Regions from separate parts of the Homo sapiens genome. Here region 2 is linked to region 1. A link is an interaction called in ENCODE POLR2A ChIA-PET data of the cell type or tissue named here. Cell type or tissue: A673. All regions are shown on one strand. Each heading gives the region's core, and the rest is flanking DNA. Links, peaks and the distances in the headings are about the cores only.

Evidence for each region. ChIA-PET counts read pairs that join two places held together with the same protein. Peaks named below come from ENCODE experiments on the same cell type or tissue, not always from the same donor. Only the 100,000 strongest peaks of a DNase experiment are listed, where the experiment ranks them.
Region 2: POLR2A ChIA-PET joins it to region 1 with 10 read pairs; 2 of 35 experiments call an interaction of 5 or more read pairs at or near these places.

The regions. Positions count from the first base shown.
Region 1 is chr12:57,595,717-57,604,618 of GRCh38, reverse strand. It overlaps PIP4K2C (phosphatidylinositol-5-phosphate 4-kinase type 2 gamma), which reads right to left. Exons shown (of 10, transcript NM_024779.5): 4 at 8,588-8,731; 5 at 5,408-5,554; 6 at 5,181-5,219; 7 at 4,182-4,295; 8 at 3,541-3,808; 9 at 3,271-3,374; 10 at 1,201-3,093. The coding sequence ends at 3,013. Among named protein-coding and RNA genes, the nearest start is that of DTX3, 4.7 kb to the left of the region's middle. RefSeq lists an enhancer at 1-425. In A673, for the core only: no CTCF peak of the experiment used is centred there; no DNase peak of the experiment used is centred there.
Region 2 is chr12:57,890,098-57,898,999 of GRCh38, reverse strand. It overlaps LOC283387 (a long non-coding RNA gene), which reads left to right and starts at 2,518. Exons shown (of 4, transcript NR_148947.1): 1 at 2,518-5,260. LOC101927608 (a long non-coding RNA gene) reads right to left here and starts at 4,761. Exons shown (of 2, transcript NR_187681.1): 1 at 4,649-4,761; 2 at 2,168-3,348. LOC124902948 (a long non-coding RNA gene) reads right to left here. Exons shown (of 2, transcript XR_007063336.1): 2 at 8,478-8,687. RefSeq lists enhancers at 519-568, 5,377-5,877. In A673, for the core only: a CTCF peak has its summit at 1,898; DNase peaks (open chromatin) are centred at 2,219, 2,679 and 5,089; H3K4me3 peaks cover 1,609 bases; H3K27ac peaks cover 5,476 bases.

The sequences.
Region 1 (8,902 bases), core at 640-8,639:
GCGCTGTCCCAGTCTTTGGAGGGAGGGGGTGGCGTCATGGAACTGAGGGTAGGAGGTTAAATCCCTGGAGACGCCACCCTACTCGCTCCCCGCTCCCGGCGGAGCACTCTCCCTTTTCTTTCCCAGCCAGCTGCGTAGCAGCTCCCAGGAGCTGGTGGTGGATGGGTGGGTGAAGTGTTGGTGGGTATATGGGGATTCGGGGGGAGGGCGGCAATTTTTTGAATCCTTATGGTAGAAGGGCCTTTGAGGAACAATGTGGGATGGGAAGAGTCATAGTAAAAAGAAAAGCATTGGCTCTAAAAAATAAACAAATCCGGGTACTAAACTATTTCAATCCCCTCCCTCATCTCCTGCCTCTTTCTAGATTGTTACCTCCTATGACCCCCACAACCTGCTCTCAGATGATCATTGGTCAGTGCCTCTGATTTTTCTTTCCACAAACAGGGATATGGAGGCTGGTGCAGAATGGGAAGCGAATACATTTTTTAAAAAGTGGCTCGAGGTGGTGGTGGTGTCAAGTGTATGGTTCAAATAGAGTTAAAAACTCTCAAAGAAGAAAAAAAAAAAGCTCTGCTCTGCTTCCCACATCAAGCAGTCTCCGCCCAATCCAACTCACTTCCCTGGGGCCACATCAAGCCAGGTTTTTCCACCAGCCAAAAGACTTCCTCAGCCAAGACAGGCAGGAATCTCCCAAACTGGCAACAACCTCTATTCATCCACCCCTTTTTCACTCCCCCCTCTAGACTGGAGGGCTAGTCACTTTCTTCACTTTCCCAGGACCCTGCTGTACTCTTCCTTCCCTCCAGGAAGAGGACAGCTTTCCCAGGAAGCCTGGGGGAATACTAGATTCCTTTTCTTTTAGCTGGTGGGCTGAGAGGCCTACTCACCTTTACAAAGATGGAGTGTTAGCAAGCCCAGAACTCTGGGAAGAGGAAGGGTCCCATCACCCTACTCTTCCCTGGCCCTCACTACCGCTGACCTCCCACAAGGTTAAAGACTAAGTTTTCCATTCCCGTGCACACCCTTCACAGCCTTTTTAAAAAAGTTCACAGCCATCTGTCTAGAAACCCACATCCTTAGTTAGGGGCCCAACACCTTGAACACCAGAATTCTTCAGCTGGTCTCTGCACCCTTAAACACAGGCTCCCTGAGAGAAGTGAAATTTAAAAAAAAAAAAAAAAAGGCATTTCTGTACAGAAATTTGGATTGAATAATTTATTCCCTGTATTATTATAGTAACAGGAGCAAATACATAAATTTTTATTAATAAAACAAAAAAGATGAAAAACAGAAGCAACAAATGAAGACATCCATACTGCCCATAACACATCAGCCATATGATCAGAAAACCCATTTCTAAAGAGCAATGGTTGCTGGTGTCACAGAGTTTTATTGCATTCATCGGGGGAAAGGGAGATGGTTGGAATGAAAAAGATCCATCAGTCTTCTGACAGGAAGATGTTATATGGGGGCTCCAACCCCTAACTGGGTACTCCTCTTGCTACCACCTTTGGAGCAGAAGATGAAGGGGAGAGGGAGCTTCTCCCTATGGCCTCATGGCTTCTTGTGAGACAGATCAGTCCAGCCAGATACAGAGCAAAGCAGCTTTGCATCACCACAGGCCAGTTGCTGATGCCCAGCTTTATGTCTAAAAAAAAAAAAAGTGGAAGCCTCAAGGGGGATGGAGGATAGCAAGAAGAATGGGTGCCTTGGCCCCAGAGGCATTGTAGGGAGAGGAAGACAATGTATCTCATCAGGGTTCTCAACATTATGAGATTATCACACATCAACTATCTTTGGAGGGGCTGAGTGATTGAGTTATGGCTCTGACTCCTCTCTGGGGGTGGAGAGTGAAGATGACAAAGAAGGCCATCTGTCCCCTAGGAGACACAGTTGCAGTATAAGACAGGACAGAAGAGAACAGAAAAACAAATCCAACTGGAAAAAGGGGTGGGAGAAGGAAGTGTGCTAGGTACACACATCCAGGGAGTAGGGGAAGTTCCCACACTTGAGGCCTCCATCCTCTTGAAATGACCAGAATTGATCCAAGTAGAGATATTCCTTTCTTCTGGAAATAAACCTTGGGGATGGCTAGGCAGGATGAAAGGAAACTTTACATGGAGAATGAATCCTACACCCTGGCCCATCATTCCAGCCTCCAAAACTGGCCACACACCCACTGAAGGGTTCCAGTCCCAGGAGAGGTGTGAGGTTCTGGTGAAGAGCAGCAATAGTCAAACATCTTCCCCCAGGCTTGAATGCTTTTGGCCATCTCTGGGTTGCTGTGCCCAGATGTAGAGATGGGTGGAGATGGAATTGAGGTAAGGGAAGAGATTACTCAATCTATGACAGAGACCCAATCCAATTCTCTGCATAATCATGAGTCCTCTTAGGTCCCACCTCTGTGAGGTGCCAGGCTGCTGACCCACTCTCTACCCCACCTGTGTAGGAATGGCCATATTCCATCGTGTGTGTGCATGCCTGCACCCACATCTGTAGTATCTTGAGTGTCATCCATCCTAGGGCCCACCAGGAGGGAAGCATGCCATAGTGAGTTTTATAAAGTTATCAGCAAAATTCAGACACTTTTAGTTCATCCCACACAGCAAAGTGCATCCAGAGTAGTTGCTTGAGCCAGGTCCATCTGTCCAGTCAGGTCCTGAAGAAGGCAAACAACCCCCTTCCCCTAGCTCCTATATCATAGAAACAACAGGAGATATTACAAAGATCAAGGCACTTGGGAGAGAGTCAACAATAACATTCTAATACTACAAGCAGACTTCTCATGGGGAGGAAGAGAGGGAAGAAAAATGGGCAAAGAGGAAAAAGGACAATGTATTTCTGAGGGTCAGAAAGAGCCTACTCGACAGGATGGAGTTATCTGGATGGAAGGAGCCTGCAGCCTGAATTTAGCAAAGGAAGAAGAGAACTGGTGGCTAGAATATCCCCACAATTCCCCCAAGTGTCTCAGAACCCCACCACCTTGAACATCAGAGAGAACCAGGCAGTCTCTTAGGCAAAGATGTTGGTAATAAAATCCAGGAATCGCTTAGCATACTGCTCCGGATGGACAGTAGAGATCTCTGCCCCAGCCTGTGAGAGGAGATACGGAACAATATGTCAGGCCACCCTAGCACCCGTCCCCATCACCCCCACCCAATCTACCCCAGACCACCTCCATTCTTTTGCCACCCCATTGCTCTGGCACAAGAGACTCTATTCCCAAAGAATAGTCAAGACAGGAAAGGAAAGGCTTTTGCGAACTCTCACCCCATGCTTGACAGTTTTGGCTGCATGAGCTGCTTTCTTCTTAGCATCATACTGTGTAAGGATATCAATGAGGCCCATGAAGTAGACCTCCTTCTGGGGGGCTCCTGGGAGAGAGACCAACAATTCAGAGTAGGTTTAGTTCCAATTCCCTTTCTCCAGGAAGCAGTCAGTTTTGTTCTGAAAAGCTAATCAGGCTCTCCCCCAGCACTCTGGTCTCTGTCCTCCAGGAAAAATCCCCTCTCCACCCTTAAATTGTCCCGGTTCTCTCACCTTCAGCACTCCGGATGGCATAGACATCAATGAAGGACTCAAACTCTCCTGGGCCCAGGGGCCGATGGGAATGGATGTAGCCTCCGATACCCTCTGGGGAGGTGCCATAGGAGCCCACCAGAGCAGGAGGTCCAGTCAGGCTGCAGTCCCCATCCACCTCTGACTCATCCTCCCGCACGGGCGCTTCCTCCTCTGGTTCAGAGCCCCGAATGATGTCGTGGATGCCTAGCAGAAGGCTGTAGTCCATGATCTTCAGCTGCACTAGAAACTGAGACCCACTGACAAATCAGACACCTCTCTCTCACTCTTCACTGCTAGGTATCACCCCTGTACCTGTACCTTTGAATTTCTGGGGCCCTTCTGGGGAAAGGAAGTATAAAAATTGAGGTTGCAGGGCATACCACTGCCTTTAGTGCCTATATGTCCTAGTATCTAAGATCATCCTTTTAGCTTATTCCAGCCACCCCTTCCACGGGTCAGCTCCAGGGGTTTTTCATGTCTCATACTAAACCCCCATATAGGCAGAGGACCTGAAGAATAAAGGGAAGGGGAGGAGCTCCCTCATACCGTGAATGAAAGAGACAACTACCCTCTAGGGAGCAAAAAAAGGAAAGCCATTTCCCAGAGCACCCAATCATCACCTCCACATCTCTCTTCAGCTTCTCCAGAAATATTTTCTTCTCCTCTTCACCAATATATACTTTCTGGTTCTTGTTGAGAAAGTCCATATCCTTAAGGGTGGGCAATTCTTTAACCTAAGAATATGTAAAGGGACATCTTGGGAACATATCCCTTCCCCAAGGTCTCAGAACCCCACCTTCTGTCTAGGGCTCTATGCTAGCTCAGTTAGATCTCATCTAACTCCACACTGTGATGCTTCCCTGGTCTGTTCTCACCTCCAGTGACTTCCACAGACTCAGTCACTACAGCTGTATCCCAAATCACATCCCACTACTCTCTGCTTATGGTTTTTAGCCAAGACCCTCCAGGCTGACTTTTCTTTCTCCTCTTTTTTTTTTTTTTTTTTTTTGAGATAGGATCTCGATCACTCTGTTGCCCAGGCTGGAATGTAAGTGGTGTGATCTCAGCTCACTGTAGCCGCGACCTCCTGGACTCAAGTGATTCTCCCACCTCAGCCTCCCAAGTAGCTGGGACTACAGGCGCGTGCCACCACGCCCGGCTAATTTTTGTGTTTTTGGTAGAGATTACGTTGCTCAGGCTGGTCTGGAACTCCTGGGCTCAAGCAGTCCTGCCTTGGCCTTCTAAAGTGCTGGGATTACATGCATAAGCCACCATGCCCGGCCTGTGTCTTCTTAAGCAAAAGTAGCTGCTTGAATAAAATAACCCAGAATGGGAAGTGGAAGTTAAACACTTTGCTCTTCAAGTCTGGCAACCTCACCCATCCCCAAGCCTTCCATATGGAATAACCCATGCCAGTGTTAAAGCAGCTGCTCCCACTGCCCCTTCCAAACAATCCCCGGATCAACAGAAGTTTACCCCCTTCTTTTAAGTGGTTTAAGATAATAAATAGCTAGTAATCCCTATTCCTATATAGAGTGGCCTCTCCATCCTAAGAAGTTCCCCTCATCTGCCCTCCCTCATCCCTCATCCCTCACCCTAGCACATAAAATTACTATCACCTTTTCCTTATCGCTGGCTTCCCGGGACACTAGGGAACCCTGCAGAAAGACCCAAACACCAAGTCAGTAGAAGTGGCTAAAAGAACAGTCAGAACCCAGCCCCTAAGATGAGTACTCAAACCCAGCCTTCTTTCCCTTAAAAGGAATCATCCAAAGACCTCCCAGGGTCTTCCCCATTCTCAGGCTATCAGGAGCCTCCCTCTAAGTCCGAGCTACCCTCTTCTTACCTTGAGGTCATACTTCCTGTGCACAGGAAGACGGTGGCTAAACATATTGCGCATCACAAGCATGTAGCTGTCTTCGTTGTCCACACTGACTCGGTACATCCCCAGGAACTGGGGCAGAAGCGTGTTGCCATGGCACTTCACAATGTACTACAGTGAAAGAGGGGGAAGGAATGGGGAGAGGCTGAGTAGCAGATACACAAACAGCCCAGGGAAGTTCAAACACTGCCATTCCAGGGTAGAGCAGAGGACTTCAAGTAGAGAGATTACAAAGTCAAAAGTGGTGGAAGCTTCCCCAAAACACTCCAGGTTATCCATGCCGTTTCTGAATCCCCCTTTCCTCTGATTCCTTCCATTTGTACATCTCTTAATTTTTAAGTGTCATCTCTCAATTCACCTTTATCATTCTTTGAGATGAGGAAGGTTAAGTGTTATTATCCTTATTTTAGACCCTTTCTATATGCAAGTGGCACAGAACCAGGATTACAACTTATATCTTATCAATGAAATCATTTTATCTAGAGCAGTGTTTCTTCATAGGCTAGATTCCCATAATTTAAAATGTCTGCATTGGGTTGGGCTGTGCTGTGTCATTCTGTCACTGTAATATAAATACAGATTTTTATACCTAAAAAAAAAAAAAAGTCTGCATGATGGCCTACAATTTGGATTTTTTTTTTTTTTTTTTTTGGAGATGGAGTCTCACTCTGTTGCCCAGGCTGAAGTGCAGTGGCACAATCTAGGCTCACTGTAACCCCCGCCTCCTCCCAGGTTCAAGCAATTCTCCTGCCTCAGCCTCCCGAGTAGCTGGGAGTACAGGCGCACACCACCACGCTCAGCTAATTTTTTGTATTTTAGTAGAAGCGGGGTTTCACTGTGTTACCCAGGCTGGTCTCGAACTCCTGAACTCAGGCAATCTGCCCACCTCGGCCTCCCAAAGTGCTAGGATTACAAGCGTGAGCCACTGCACCCGGCCTACAATTTGGATTCTTTTTTAAAAATTCTCCTGTTAAGCCAGGCTCACACCTGTAATCCCAGCTACTTGGGAGGTTGAGGCAGGAGGATCGCTTGAGCCCAGGAGTTTGAGACCAGCCCGGGGAACACAGTGAGATCCTGTCTCTAAAAAACAAAAATTACTCCTTCAGTGCTTACCATCTCTCTTTCTGTGTTGCTGCCTCTTTCTCTTCACAGCCAACCTTCTCAGGAAAGTAATCAGCAAGAAATCCATTTCCTGTCTCTCATTCACACGTTGAATCACTGAAATCAGGTTTATACCTCATTTCTCCTCTGAAATCTCCCCCATATCCCTCAGTTGTCAAATCTAGTAAGTATTCTAGTCATTGTCATATTTCAGCTTTGTGGCACTTGATCCTATTGACCAGTCTCTCCTTAAAAGTCTCCTCATCCTCAGCTCTTATTATACCACCCTCCTGATTCCCCTCCTCTCTGTCGTCGAATCCCGTATGGAATGTAGCATGGCATAAATAATTAAAAGTGTCCATCTACTCTTAGTTTCCTTTATGGGCTCATTTCTTCACTTGTTCCTTTAGGTTCTGTCCTCAACCTTCTTTTCATTTCACTGCACACAACCTCCCTACAATAATCGTATCTATAGCCATGGTTTTAATGATCACTTACTCACATATAATTCTCAAACCTATACTCCCAGTCTAATCCTCTTTCCTGAATTCTGTACACATACCCCAACCACTTACTGGACATCCTCATCTGGATGAATTGCAGAAACCTCAAATTCAGTATGTCCAAATCAGAACTTTCTTCCTCCAAAAACCTGTTCCTCTGTTTCTAATTTCTGGTGAATAGGCACCCAGTTATCCCTAACCAGGAACTTGGAGGCCCCTGTGTCTTAACTCTCAGTTCTCCCATAGGTCTTCCTTTCTATCCCCACCACCATCGCTCCCCCAGGCCTTCATTGTTTCTACCCTGGACTATTAAAATTACCTCCTAACTGGTATCCACCCTTCCAGTGTTCCCTCCCACCAATCCATTCTCTAAAACGCTGTCACATTTTCTAAATATTTCTAAATAACAAATATATCACGCCCCTTGCAAAACCACCTTCAGGATAAAGTCCAAACTTCTTTGTGGGGCTTATAAGCCTCTTTACAATCTGGCTCCTGCCTATTTCCACAGTACTACATCCCATCCAAATGGAATTTCTTGCTGTTTTCTAACACCAAGTTCTCTCATGGCTCTGTGCCTTACAAGTGCTGTTTTCCTTTGCCTAGAATGCTCTTCCACCCTGTCCAATGGTTAACCTCTACTAGTCCTTCAAGGATCAACTCTTACAGTATCTCCTCTAAAAAACTCTCTTTAGCCTCCCAGGTGCATTTCCTTCCCCAGGTGAGTTCGGATGCTCTTCACTAGCTTCAGAATATTCTGTACAGACTTCTACTATTGTATATATCTTGCGGTGTGCTAATACTGGGTCACTGGTCACTGCCATCAGACCAAGGGATCTGTAAGGGCCACAGATGTTTCATTTACCTCCTACTCTACTGCCTAACATAGGGCCTAATAAGAGGTATTCAATATTTGTTGCATAAACCAAAGACTCCTTTTGGACTCTGATGTATTCCTTGCTCACTGATTTTGGTGAAATTTTTCTTCAGTAGAGATGTTCAAGAAGAGTGTTTTTACTGCCAAAACATTCCATAAACTCCACATTCCAAGTAAATCTTTTTTTTTTTAATCTTTTTTTTTTTTTTTAGGCGGAGTTTTGCTCTTGTTGCCCAGGCTGAAGTGCAAATGCACGATCTCGGCTCACTACAACCTCCGCTTCCCGGGTTCAAGTGATTCTCCTGCGTTAGCCTCCTGAGCAGCTGGGATTACAGGCATGAGCCATCATGCCCAGCTAATTTTGTACTTTTAGTAGAGACGGGGTTTCTCCATGTTGGTCAGACTGGTCTCGAACTCCCGACCTCAGGTGATCCTCCCGCCTCAGCCTCCCAAAGTGCTGGGACTACAGGTGTGAGCCACTGCCCCCAGCCTGTAAATCTTATCAGACAGAATAGCTTCCCTCATCCCATTTAGGGCTGGATATGATTATGGATTCTCTCTTCCAATGAGTTTTCTCCCCAGTTGGCATCTATTACTGACAATAGCTGAGCTATATGTGAGTAGGGAGGAGAGGGAAAGAATGGGGCTAGAGAGAGGCCTGACCTGGTGATAGTTGGAGAGGTTGCTATGCATGTCAGCAATGTCCTCACTGGATACTTCTTTGATGACCAGAGTCCGATCGTAGGAGATAAGGAAGCGACCATCACTGCCTTCACTTTCGCTGGGGGGGTTTCGGGTAAGGGACACCTGGGGACACAGAATAGGCCAGAGCTCTTTTCCTCCCTCTTTATATGCAGAAACAAGTCATAGGAAAATGGTCAGCTGAAAGTGGATGAATCCCTGGGGTAGGAGATTCAGCACAGTTCCTCATCAGGTGTCCATATGTGGACTGAAGGAAACTGAATGCAAAATTCTTTT
Region 2 (8,902 bases), core at 352-8,351, 290 kb before region 1:
CTACAAATAGAAGTTTAGAAAGCTCTGAGCTAGAGAGTACTGATTAGACATGTGGTTCTCAACAGAATAATAAAACTTTTTACAACCATTCTTCCATTTCTTCAGCTGTAGGGGGGAAAAAGGCCTGATAATACCTGCCTTCCCAAACCCTGCAGGGCTGCTGGAAGGATCCAGTGAGGTAATAGCCAGCTTCAGCTAAGAGGCCCTTAGGAAAAAAATTTATTATTTCCTTCCTTCATAATGGAGGGTATTTCCAGTTCAAATAATTGGTCATGCAAACAAGACCGTGTGTTTCTTCTAGAAAAAGAAGAAGGAGATGAAGAGGAGGAGGGGTAAGAAGAAAAACAACAACAATTTAAAAGGAGAGAAACTGTGTTCAGGTGGCTGCCATGAAAGGACATAGAGGGTGTGGCAGGAAGGGAAGTGTGGAAAGGAAGAACAGCTGGTGCTTGCCCTGCACCAGACACTGTGCAGTGTGTGAGATGCTTCAGACATTTCACATCGTCCTCACAGAAAGTAATGCAAGTGCTGTTAGTGCCATTTTATAGATGAGAAAACTGAGGTGCAGACAGAATAAACAACTTGGCCAAGGTCAGGCAGAGACACTTCGTGCCCAGGTTGGTCTGTCCTTGGGGTGTGAATATTCCTTCCACAGCCTTGCCAGCGGCTCCTACTCCTAAACGTGGGTGTCCCCTGGCCCTACTTCTCTTTCTCCCTTTCTGTGATCTCCCTGTAAGATCTGCAAGATCTCTTTCATCCCTTGAGTTATTTCCTCTGACTTCCAGCCCACTGGACATTTCCCAGTTAAGAGCCCATTGTCTTCACAAACGCCATCTCCAAAAGGAGCTCCTCCCCTGGCCACTGGCGCACCCCCCCCTCCACCTAAGGGCTGCAGGGCTGCCATCTTCTCCCTGCCATCCATGCTCAAAATCAACATCACCTCTGGTGATTTCTCCCCTTTGCTGTATACACAATCAATTATCTCCATTCTTTCTTCAAAATCTCTTATTTCTCGCTGTTCATTTTCACCTTTTCTCTTAACACCCCAGCACTGTGACCTTACGTCAGCCTGGTTCCTTGCAGAAGCCTCCAACGGGTCTCCATCAATGCTTCGAGTTTATTCTGCGCACTGCTGCCAGACTTCTGGTCCTTAAAAACACCCCCTTCATCATACCATTCACCTGCCCTCCCACCTCTGCAGGCTCGCCCACTGCCTTCACCAGATCAAGTCCACACTCAGCCCTGCACTCAAGGCCACCTGCACCTGGCCCCCCTACGGCTTCCCACCCTCATCCCCCACTCCTCCTCTCTCCAGTTCCTCAGTTTAGCAAAGGGATTACTCCAACATCATGCTCCTTTCTCCCCTCCTGACACATGCCGTCCATCCTCCCCCAGCTGCCTGTCCCCCTCCTGCCTTGCCTCTGGCCCACCTCTCAGTCAGGGCCTCCAGAGCCCTCTTCCCAAGGCCTGAAGGACTCATTATCTGTGCTGTTGATCAAGCAAGTAATTATGCACAGCCTTGTAACGCTCTTCTGTTTAGCCTGGAACAGGCATTGAAACTGACTAGTGCTATTTAATCTCTATATCTCGTGTCTGCCTCTATGTCTATATCTACATATCTCATCACCTAAATCCTATAAACCACTTGAAGGTGACGACTGTCTAAAAGGTCTTGGTTTCTCCCTACAGTGCCTAATAGGTAGATGATAGGTGCTGGATATATGTGTTGAGCTCGTTTTTCTTCTCACATAACTTAGCCTCAAACAAATAACCAGGGCTGGTCAGAACAGTAAGCATCACCCTTAGAAGTCTGCTCTTGGCCACCGCAAATCTGCCACCGGCCAGTTTCATTGTAACCCCTCAGCTCAGGGTCCCCCACGGGGATCGCTGGTCTCCAGAGTGATCGCTGACCGAGGCGAGGCGCTGGAGGCCGCCCCAGCTCGGCTCTGCCTGCTGATTTGGCGACCGGATTTCCATGCCCCTCCCTGGTCCCGAGCTAAAAGGAAACATCCCGGGGATGGGGGATGGGGTGGGGGGTTCCTGAACCCTGAACCCTGACCCCTGCTTGGTGAAACCACCCCACCCCAGCTCAGGGGTCGTCAAAAGCACCCTGGGGAACCTCTGCCCTTGGGAGAGAAAGAAGACACTGCACCTTTAAGTCTGCAGCTGGTTGAGAAAAACAAGCTGTGATTTATATAAGCGGGAAAATCATGTGATTTGCAGGAACGCTCCCTCCTCCCCCGACCCCCCGCGTCGCCTCCAAGCCCTTCCCAGAGGGGCCCGGGCGGCGGGCTGGGCCCGGCTGCCCATGAGGGGCGCGGGTGGGGGGCGCGCCGAGCCTCGGTTCACAAAGCCTCTTCCCCGGGCGTGCATTCCCGCAGCTCTTCCTTGCGGACCTCAGACGCGGGGACAGGCGGCGGCGGGCTCTGGGGCGCGGCAGTTTGGTCCCCACGCTGCCTCGCGGCGGGCTGCCGTTCAGGGGGTCCTCGGTGGGGCCCCGCGGTCCTGTGCCTCCGAGGGCGCAGGAGGCCCACTCCCCCGACTGGGTCGGCTGCTACCCTCAGGCCAGGGTGTGCGGTGGAGAAACTGAGGCTCTCCTCCAGCTGCTCTGGGAGAAAGGAAAGCCGGGGACCCCACACACTGGCGTCTGTGTCCCAGAACACCCAGCAGGGGGGAGAGCAATTTAAGAAATAATCTGGTTGGCAAAGGGCGTCATGAAAATCAGCCATTTCTAGAGCTGAGGGGCGGTGGTGTTTAGCCCAGAGGACCTAGCTAGCTTTCAGGGAAAAAACGGATGTGGCCTTTCAGGCAGAGCCCAGAAAAAAAGACCTGTGATTAGGAGACCCTAAGAACCAGCAAAGAACTTCTAAATATTGGAGGGGAGGTGGTGTAGCTGCAAAGAGCCCACACCCACGCTGAGTTAGCTCTGACAGCTTCTAAAGGAAAGGGAGATGCTTAGATTATCCTGAGAAACTGGAGGATCTCCTGAGTGACCTGAAAAGGTCATCTCACTCATCCGCCTGTGGCTGGAGTAAAATATACGGAGCCCATCCCAGGACTCCCAGTGGGAGAGGATGAACAATCACTTCTGAAACTAAGCTCAGGAGAAGTTGAGGAGCTTTCTCAAGGGAGAAGAGCTGCCAGGAGAAGCAAGGGTCTCTCTCAGTGCCACTTCCTTTCCATAAACCATAATGATGGGCTCTGAAATTGTCCAAGGAAGGAAACCCATGGCTTCTCAGAGCAACCAGTACCAGGGGTTCAAGTTCGTCAGAGAGCATGTTGAAGTTCTATTTTATTTTCCTCCATTGGTCACCTGCTGGGGATGAGGCATAGGCCTAGTGTTGTCACCTGGAGGAAAGACATGATGCAATTAACAAAGCTGCTAATGCCTCCTCTCACCCTGACCTCTGCTCTTAGCCTCTGTACCAGCCCACCCTCTGCATCCTGCACAGCCAGCTGGGCCCTGAGAGGTCCTCCTGGCCCTCCTCCCACCCGTCCTTTGCCTGTCAGATGGAGGGTCTTTATGCTGAGATCACTGGAGAAACAGAGCTTCAGTGCACTCTGTCACACCAGCAATGAGAAAACCTTTCTAAAGGGGAAAGCTCACAGTAGGCAGATTCCTGATTATTCCATAAATCCTGGAGAAGAAAAATATAGGTTAACATAAGGATTCAAGAGGATGACACTCTGTGTGTTCAGGCATAAGCTAAATTCACTCATTCCGTTATTTAGTGATTTTGTTATTTAGGGTGTGCCTGGCACTGAGCTAGGCGCCGGGGCTACCACATGAATAAGACAGAGATGGCCCCTCCCTGAACCCTGCCGCATGCCCTTCCACTCTGCCTCCCAGGACAGGAGGCTATGATACACTTTCCTCTCCTGCACCAGCATATGTCTGTCTCCTTCCCAGCCCACCCCTAGCAGGTGTTGTCCCCAGCCCCAGCTGCTTATGTCTCGTGTGTTCTGCCAAGAGCTGCTTCTGTCAGAAGGCACTAACTCTCTGGTGATTGGGTGGTGGATAGAAGAGGTAACCTAAAGGCCTGTCCAGAAAATGAGATCAAAGTTGGCAGCCTCCTGGGCCCCTCCCAAAAAAGGATATAGCCACCACCATTTATAATTAATTCAGGCCCCACTTCACTCTGTCCCACCTGCTTTCTGTCTCTCTCTCTCTCTTTTTTTTTTTAAGATCTTTTTCTGATATGCCTGGTTGCCCCAATGCAAGTCTCCTCTTTCTGAAGCTTCCTGTGCCACCAGGGGCCTGTCCACCTCAGAGACCTCTCAGGTGCAGCTCAGCTGCATCCACAGGGGGTCCTGAGTCCCTAGGCCCTGCACAGATGTCTACCCAGGTTCTCTTGGTCTCTTCCATAGCTATGAGGCCTCCTCATTGAGGGTGCCCAAACACCACCCTTAATCACAAGTTTGCCAGCCTCCACCTTCTAACCCTCCTAGACCACATCAGCCCCTGCCTTATTCCAGTATTTTCCTGATTTCGCCTATTTCCAGCTTCCCTCAGCCATTCACAAGCACAGCCTGATGCTGTGCATAGGAAGACCTGGCAGTAAGCCTATGGTGAACAAATATTTTTAATGAACAAACAGAAATTATGGCCCCAAACTGAAAACACCCTGGAAGCCACAAACTCTGTTACCTTCAAAAGAAGCCAGATCTGGACCGCTGAGGTTTTTAAAAAATGCAATGAGCGAATTAGTGAAATCAGTTCATCACGGACACTGTGTCTTTCAGGAAATGAAGCCTCCGAAGAAAAAAGGGATCCTAGCCCCTGCCAAATTCCATTCTGTTTCAAATTAGCCTTCCAGTAAAATGAGGGGGCTGTCCTAACTGGTCTTTAAGGTCCTCCTAGTACCAGAGCTCTGAGGCTCTGTATTTCCCCTGAACAACCTCTTGGAACTCTCCACATTCTCATAACAGAAGAAAATGCATTTGTGCTCTGGGCTGAAGCTCAGAAGTGGGCTTTCACGACAGTCATTTCAGGCCTGTTTCCCTTTTTCTCCCTTCCCTGAAAGGGCCTCTGGTCTTTCCCAAGCTGCCTGAGTAGAAGGAAACACACAGCTCCCCCAGAGCAGAGAGGCCCGCGAGAGGGAAAGCTGGCCCAGGCCCAGGGCAGGCTCGCCTCTGACTCTGCAGGGACATTATTCCCTCCCAGCCAGCAGGGAACTTCTGGAACTTCTAAACAGCACATCCTCGAGCCAGCCCAGGCCCCCACAGCATCCTGCACCCCAGGTTTACAAGCTTTTTAATGGTAAGTAACACATTTGGCAAACCTCCTCAAGTGTGAGCCAAGCCAGGCCTTTTTCCCCAAGTCCCAAGTAACAAAGGGATGCTGGGCTGGGCCAAAAACAGGATCTATCTAGCCAGATGAGCCTAGAGCCTTGGTTCTCGGGGCCAAGGCTGGACAGGACCAGAGGGAAATGTCCTCGGCCAGCCTCACTCTGGTCTCCGTCACCATGCAGGCTGGTCCAGAGATTTCAGGATGCATCACTGATTCCAGGCAGGGCTCCATCCCCGGCCCACACTCAGCCCAGGACCTGGCCAGAGAATCACCAAGCATTCCCGGCAACACGATGCACGGCCCATTTTCCATGCCAGGCTCTTCCAGGGTCTCTGGGTGGGAGCAGCCCGGCCTTCTCACTGGGTTCCTGCTATGTCTGGGGGGTACAAAAAGCTTATGTTGGCCAGGCGCAGTGGCTCATGCCTGTAATGCCAGCACTTTGGGAAGCCAAGGCAGGCAGATCAATTGAGGACAGGAGTTCAAGACCAGCATGGCCAACATGGTGAAATCCTGTCTCTACTGAAAATACAAAAATTAGCCAGGCATGGTGGCACATCCTATAGTCCCAGCTACTCAGGAGGCTGAAGCAGGAGAATCACTTGAACCTGGGAGGCAGAGGTTGCAGTGAGCCAAGATTGCGCCCCTGCACTCCAGCCTGGGCGACAGAGCGAAAACCTGTCTTAAAAATAAATGAATAAATAAATAAAGGTATATGTCTCCATCAGAGATAGTCAACTGCCATATATCTCTGCTTTCAGATGATTTTAAAGAGAAGGTGTTTTGAAAGCTCGAGACATGTTCTGGGCTTGGCTTTGGCTCTACCTCCATCTCTGTTTTGAGAAACACAGTCCTCTTCTCTGTGTATCTGGAAATCTTGGAGGCACTGAGCTGTGTTGCAGGGACTTCCTCATTACCCAGGCTGTGCCTTGTCCAAGTGTTGCCAAAGGTCTCCAAGAAGAGAAATCCATCCACTCCTTCCTTCAGGCTGTCTAACTGGCGTGCCTGCCCTGTCATATCCAAGCAGTGACCCCAGCCCCATTCCCCTAAGAGTAGGGACTCCATCATTGTGTCCCCGCAAGCTTGCAGTTCTCTCAAATCTTGTCACAACCCCCCACCTTCTGGGTGCCAAGATGCTCAGACGGTTTGTGATTCCTCTGATGACCTCTGGCTGGGATTCCCTGCTTCCCACCTCTCACCCTCTATCTGCACCTCAACTCCCACAGCTGCTCTCCTCTCCCACCCGCTCTTTATCACCCTTTGCTTAGCCCCGTCCCTGCATTGCCCCAGCCACGCCCAACTCACACGGCAGCAGACTTTTACTCAAGGTTAGGGGTCATAGAGAGGAAATGACAGTAAGCAAATGAGAATCTACGAATAGACATTACCCTGAAAGTTCACCAACCATCTCCCACCTCAGAAAACTTCTCACTGTTCCCTAAGTCCCAACTTAAACCATCTTCTCTCCAGCCTTCCCCTTCTCTTCTAGACCCTTCTACCCAAATTCCAAGTTCCTGGGGATTCATCTTGCAAAACAATTTGTCTTGCCTTCCGCATGCCCAGAAAGTCTCATTGTTCTCACCAGAGCGCTTCCCTATCAGGGTTCATCATAGCATAATCCTCAAAACAGAGGCATCTACCTCCAGGATAGATGCCAGCCCGCCCCTGGAATGATAAAGCACAGCATTTTGTTTTCTATGTAACACTTTCTTCCTATCCACCCGCCACCACCGCCCCCTTACATCTGGTACCCCTGACAGTCAAGAAATCCACCCCAAAATGTTCCTGTTTTCTTTTTCCTTTTTGCTCTTTCTTTCCTTTTTCTTTTCTTTACTCCTCTATAGGCATGGCACATCACTGATCAGCATTCCTGCTGCAGTCGAAATGGTGATCTAATTAAAAATAAGTCAGCATGAATCAGATACAAAAGCACAAAATATTGTATGCTTCCCCTTACATAAGGTACCTAGAGTAGCCAAATTCCCAGAGACAGAAAGTAGAATAGTGGTTACCAGGAGCTGGGGAGAGGGGAGAAAGGGGAGTTATTGTTTAGTGGGTGTGGAGTTTCAGTTTGGGAAGATAAAAAAGATGGAAAATGATCATGGTTGCACAATAGTGTGAATGTACTTCATGTCACTAAACTGTACACTTAAAAATGGTTAAAATGGTACATTTTATTTTATTATTTTTATTTATTTATTTATTTACTGAGACGGAGTCTCGCTCTGTCACCCAGGCTGGGGTGTAGTGGGGCCATCTCGGCTCCCTGCAACTTCTGCTTCCTGGGTTCAGGTGATTCTCCTGCCTCAGTCTCCCAAGTAGCTGGGACTACAGGCACCCACCACCACGCCCGGCTAATTTTTGTATTTTTAGTAGAGATGAGGTTTCACCATGTTGGCAGGCTGGTCTCGAACTCCTGACCTCAGGTGATGCGCCCACCTTGGCCTCCCAAAGTGCTGGGATTACAGGCGTGAGCCACCATGTCCAGCCAAAATGGTACATTTTCCATTATGTATACCTTACCACAATACAAACAATAATGTCAATAACATTCATTCTGACCTCAAGAGAGACCTGCCGTTAATTCCACAAATAAGGGCTTTTCCCTCAGCAACTTTGGATCATATCACTTCTGTGAACTCCTGTGCAGAGAGGCTGTGCCCAGGAGATCAGCCTCACCTGCCTCAGGCTTGGTGGTCAATCTTTCTGCTGACCCCACCCATGTGGCTGTAGACTTTATGCTCCCTTCCAAACTGATGGAAAACAGAAGAAGCACACAGCAGCTGCCACTGGAATAGGAGCCTTCAGACGTTGGTTTTAAGCCTAGTTCAGCTGTTAACTAGCTATGCGGCCTTGAACAAGTTATTTAATCTCTCTTTCAATATCCTTATAAAGAAAATGGAGAGGATAATAGCCGGTCCCCAGTGAAATAATGGATGCGAACAAACACACTTTGAGAAGTGTGTGCAAGCTGGTTTCATCATCTCTTAAACATCTCAGATATAAGAAGGAAGTTGCTACCTGGAAATAAGGAGGTAGACGGCAAATAGCTAAGTAAATACAACCTAAAAATACCACTTTGATCTTGGGCCAATGTCCCTGAATCATCATCCTCCTCAAAGATGGAATGAAGCAAGGTCCTTCACAGTCTGGTCTCTACTAAGAAAACCCCATTTTACTGAGACACTGATTTTCCCCATGATTCGCTTTTATTCAGAGCCAATATCCAGCTTTGTCCACAGGGTGCCCGCTGCGTTGCTTCACTGAGGTGAGGAGTGGGTTCTGAGCAGGAGCATCGTCGGGGAGGAGTGGGAACAGGACAGAGGGAAGGGCTGATTCCCAGGAGCACGTGTTCCCAACAAGGCCCTCTCATAACGTTCACAGCACTCGGGCATGTTGACTGTCAAAAGACAAATGAAAAGGTGACAGCATGAGTAGGGTAGATACAAGACTACAGTCTCATAAAAGACGGTGGCCTGATAGTGGCTTCAGATGGTGGCATTGGCTGCCCCTCAGTCTGGCTGCCAGCTGGTCCCGCTGCCCTGGCTCTGGTCCCTTGGGAAGTAAGAGGCAGCACTTCTTGTCAGGAAGTCTCTCTTTCCCTCAGGCCTTAGG